Regions from separate parts of the Homo sapiens genome. Here region 1 is linked to region 2. Evidence: read pairs that join two places in POLR2A ChIA-PET (ENCODE). Cell type or tissue: PC-9. All regions are shown on one strand.

Evidence for each region. Peaks named below come from ENCODE experiments on the same cell type or tissue, not always from the same donor. Only the 100,000 strongest peaks of a DNase experiment are listed, where the experiment ranks them.
Region 1: POLR2A ChIA-PET joins it to region 2 with 8 read pairs; 5 of 35 experiments call an interaction of 5 or more read pairs at or near these places.

What each region holds. Positions count from the first base shown.
Region 1 is chr10:73,815,111-73,817,610 of GRCh38, reverse strand. CAMK2G (calcium/calmodulin dependent protein kinase II gamma) reads left to right here. Exons shown (of 23, transcript NM_001367534.1): 20 at 57-132; 21 at 494-588; 22 at 2,364-2,500. Among named protein-coding and RNA genes, the nearest start is that of NDST2-ZSWIM8-AS1, 4.5 kb to the right of the region's middle. In PC-9, CTCF peaks have their summits at 2,077 and 2,280; a DNase peak (open chromatin) is centred at 1,240; H3K27ac peaks cover 839 bases.
Region 2 is chr10:73,979,600-73,982,099 of GRCh38, reverse strand. No RefSeq gene overlaps it. Among named protein-coding and RNA genes, the nearest start is that of VCL, 17 kb to the left of the region's middle. In PC-9, no CTCF peak of the experiment used is centred here; no DNase peak of the experiment used is centred here.

The DNA.
Region 1 (2,500 bases), 160 kb after region 2:
TCTGTAACTTGGGAGGTTCCCCAGTAGGTAAATTGATGGATTTTTCTCCCCCACAGTGCGAAAACAGGAGATCATTAAGATTACAGAACAGCTGATTGAAGCCATCAACAATGGGGACTTTGAGGCCTACACGTAAGTAGAGACCCATTTTTTTTTGTGACCTAAGTCATCTCCCAAGGCCTTCCCTGCTTCCAGACAACAATTAGGACCCTGGGGAAAGGGAGGTTGGACCTTGGGCAAAGTATCTGAGTTAAGCCCTCTCCTAAACTGGGAGCCCTTCCAGGTAGATTCCCTGAGCTCACCCATGGTATCCTGGCAGTGGGCCGAAAGCACAGGGCTGAGTGGCTCAGCAGGCAGGCCTGGAAGATCTTTGCTGTCTTGTCTGGCATGGCCACAGGTAGCCTGCTGCTACTGGATAGACACCGCTGATAAGGAAGGAAGACAAGTCACTCCATAGAAGCCTGATAGGCTGCTTTTTTTTTTCTCCCTGTAGGAAGATTTGTGATCCAGGCCTCACTTCCTTTGAGCCTGAGGCCCTTGGTAACCTCGTGGAGGGGATGGATTTCCATAAGTTTTACTTTGAGAATCGTGAGTGGGTTCGTGCTGCTGATATACTCCTGCCTGCCCCTTTACCCCTTTGTCTCTGTCTCCTGCTCACCTTCTCATCCCAGTTGCCCACTTTTCCCTTATTTGACCTTCGTGCTGCACTCCTACTCTGTATGCTTGTCCCCTTGTGCCCCGATGGTTGTAGACAGGCACCTTTGAAGGCCCTGCTCCTGAGCTCCAAGTGCCATTCATTCTGCAGCTGCTTTGTGGCAGTGCCAGTCACCACAATCAAGCTCACTTATTTCTTGCCGGGCGCGGTGGCTTACGCCTGTAATCCCAACACTTTGGGAGGCTGAGGCTGGCGGATCACGAGGTCAGGAGATCGAGGCCATCCTGGCTAACACGGTGAAACCCCATCTCTACTAAAAATACAAAAAATTAGCCGGGCGTGGTGGCGGTGCCTGTAGTCCCAGCTACTCGGGTGGCTGAGGCAGGAGAATGATGTGAACCTGGGAGGCAGAGCTTGCAGTGAGCCAAGATCAGGCCACTGCACTCCAGCCTGGGCAACAGAGCAAGACTCCATCTCAAAAAAAAAGAAAAAATTATTTAAGCCTCACCTCTTTCCAAGACGGATTGGAAGGAAACCCTTTGAGATTAGGTTGAGATGATCTCAGCACATAAGAACTAAGCTCTGTGTCTGCAGGTTTCACAATAGAGGAAATTAAAACCAGGATAAGAATGTGCAAACCAGGGCACTGTTGGTGATTTGCGAGATCGGAAGTTGTGGCTAGAATCTTCCTGACTATGGAGGAAGGCAGACGTCTTGTATAGGGGGTGGGGTGTACATTCTGGACAGTTCATGGAAAATAAGGGGATAAGAAGCTGAATCATCACCCCCTCCCATCTTTCTCTCTGCTCTATGAGACCCTCCCCTTCCTTATTTTTATCTCTTCCCACTTTATGCTGGGCCTTCCCTATCCTGCCCTGAGTTATAGTTAGTCACTAACTTCTCCGCTGGCTCCCACCCTTATCACATCTCAGCTACATATATAAACTCTCTGTTATCTAAGTAATTCTATTAGCCAGAAGCAATTCCAGAGTTTATATTAGTACTAGGAAGGTGTCATGTAGCCCCTGTCTAACATTTGAATTGAACTAAAATGTGAATCTCAATAAAAGCAACACAGTTTTCACAGCATATGCTGATAATGGCAATCCAACTTCTTTTGCCTTTTCCCCAGAGAATCCTGGGAATATCCTGAGCTTGGTGCTTTGATGATTCTATTTCAGCTTTGGTGCCTTAAAAAAAATTACAAATCAATTTTGAATGGTTTAAGTTCATGATTTTGTTCTGCAGCCCTAGCTAGGGGTGAGCCAAGCCTTATGAAATCTAAACTCAGCCTAACAGAATAGAAAATCTATAGGCTTTAGTTAAGAGTCACATGGTCCTGAGTTCAGGTGTGTGATTTGAGCAAATTATTCCTTGAGCCTATTTCCTCATCTTATAATGAAGAAAATATTATCCACCAAGAAATACAGCTCGGGCATGTAAAACCCCAGCACAATGCCTGATTAAAAGCGCAGCAGGTACTGTCACTGTTACCCATCTTTCTGTTCCTTTTGGATAAAGGAGACTAATGTAATGTGGCATCCTGGCCTCTGGAGGGCGTTCAGGGGTTCGGGGGTGGGGGGGGGCGGTACTTGGAGATTCTGGGAGTGGTTGCTTGGGAGATGGTAAGACTTGGAAGTGCAGGCTGGGAGGAAAATGCAGGTGCCCAGGCCTGATGTCCTCTTACCTACCCCACCCTGCCCTGCAGTCCTGTCCAAGAACAGCAAGCCTATCCATACCACCATCCTAAACCCACACGTCCACGTGATTGGGGAGGACGCAGCGTGCATCGCCTACATCCGCCTCACCCAGTACATCGACGGGCAGGGTCGGCCTCGCACCAGC
Region 2 (2,500 bases):
AAATACAGGAATCTCTTTTCTCTAACCGCCTCCCCTGCAACATTATCACAGTGAAATGAATATGACCCAGGATTAGCCAATCATAGTATCCTACCTCCTTGGTGACAGTTAACCATTCAAGAATAGACATGTAACCCTAGAAGAGCCAGTCAGAATCCTTCCCAGAAATTAATATACGGGTATTAAGAAAGAACAATTCTCTATTGGAGTTACTAACATTGAAAGATGTGAAATTGGAACTGTTGGAGCCATTTTCCCCAGAAGTCTGGAGTAAGAAAAAAATGAGACCAAATCACTGTGAGAAGCAGGGCACAAAGATTGGGAGAGAGGGTTAGATTTGAACAATTGTTTGAGCTCCTGAGTCCGGTTATACTCAAAGTCAGAGAATACCCTGAACCACTCAAATATAGAAACCAATAAATTCCCTTTGGCTTTAATTAGGTTAAGTTAGGATTCCCCCATCTGCAGTCTAAAGAGCTCTGGTTAATGCATGTTGCTATTTCCCAGTCTTAGCTATGTCCCTCGCCTGAGTATCTAGAACTGGACATGGTGGCAGGTAGCTGTAGTCCCAGCTACTTGGGAGGCTGAGGTGGGAGGATTGCTTGAGCCTAGGAGTTTGAAACTGGCCTGGGCAATATAGTGAGACCCTATCTCTAAAAATAAATAAATAATGAATAAAAATTAGGAGGAGGAGGAAAAGGAAAAAAATTTTAAATTAAATTAAATTTTTAAAAAGAAGAAGAAAAAGAAAACCCAGAGTATACTAGACGGTTTGTACCAGCTTAGGAAGAAGAGAAAGGCATTAAAATCACCCAAGAAAGAGGGCTATTGCTTCCTTTTACCCATCACCAAAACACACCCCCTCTGGCATCAGGTACACATCTAGTATTTGTATTTGGGAACTCATTTTGAGGATAACACAGCACTGTAATTTGGGATATTATGATAAATATGTTACAAAATGTTCTAATTTTCTAAATAACAGTGGACTTTTGATGTGTATCCAAATCTTCACTTCTTAGTAGAGAGGAACTGCTTGTAACTTCTAAATAACAGTTTTTATTCTGCTTTTAAAATCTCAAGGTCCAGTGTCTATCAAAAATAATCCATTGCACATACATGTTCTCATTTAATCCTGAAAACAATTATGTCTTTCATTAATCTCCATTTTCCAAAAGGAAACTGTATTTCAGAGAAATTAGGAAATTTGCCCAAGGTTGCTGCCCTAAGTGTTAGACACAGAAATTAAAACCAGCTCAAAGGAGTTTTTGTTTTCCTTTCAGTATGTGATCTATACAAAATTTGCTTTTTAAAAAAAGGTTTTATTTTTATTTTATTACATCTTCTAAATATATTTATAATTAGAGTGCTTTAGAGCCCCATGATCTAATAATTTTTAATGGGAGTTAATGACAGACCATAATCCACCTAGCAATATTCCTAAAATGTGATTTATTCTTCCAAGCAAGGGGGACCTTTGCATTACACTATGTGTGCTCAGGAATGATTGCTCCAAAAATTAGAGTGGATTTATAAATAAAGTGACCCTGGAGCATGGTATTTTATGGAATGACAGAGAATCTTGGAAAGTGGGCGAGAAATAATTAGTGTTGACTGTAGTCTTGTTGTGAAGCAAGTATTTTACCTGGGCAACCAAAATGCCTGGCTTTAGCCTAGTACCGCAAATTTCAGTCATATTTCCATTAATATTAAAACAATGACTCACTACTCATTCCTCTAATTGCCAGAAGTCACCTCTCAGTGTGACCTGCTGGGAGAAGCTATCTATTGAGGTGTCAGGAATAGATCTGTAAGACTCTACCACTCTGGCCTCCTCTCCCTGTGGACTCTCTCATGAGGATGAGATGACCACTGCAGGAGACCCCACTGTTTCCCACTGGTTCTCTCCATGGTTACCCACACTCTAGTGTCAGGAAATGGGGTGTTTCTCTCCCCATAGCTACTCTATCCCACATGTGGCCGTCTTAGAAATCAGATGACTTTAAACAAAAAGCCATGTACTGCACAGAGAGAAGAGTATCTTGCACCATTCAAGGAGTTGCAGCCCAGCCTCATAAGAGTCAGAACAAAAAGAATAAGGAAGTGGTCAAGTGCTAAGGAAAATATCTTCTATTTCGGCATCTTCTGCTGGGGCCTCTTGCTCTCATGGGCACTTGCTTCATTCCCTGTCTCTAGAGTCCAGCTGTCTTTATTTTTTCATCCACAGCATGAAAAATGACTATCTCGGTCTGTCTTGGTTCCCTCCCCATTTTCTCTCACAGGCATATTCCCTAATACATTCCTTGCACATTTAATGCCATCTTGATTCTGTCTTTTAAGAGGACTCAGACTAACACATCCAGCATCAATACATTCTGGATTATTTAGTTTAAAAAAAAAAATACCACGCGAAGGGAATAGCCCAGAGCAGTCACTGAGTACAGCCTCCCTCCACCATGAAGTAAAATTCATGCCTGTGGCCCCTCCTACAGTCCTCAGG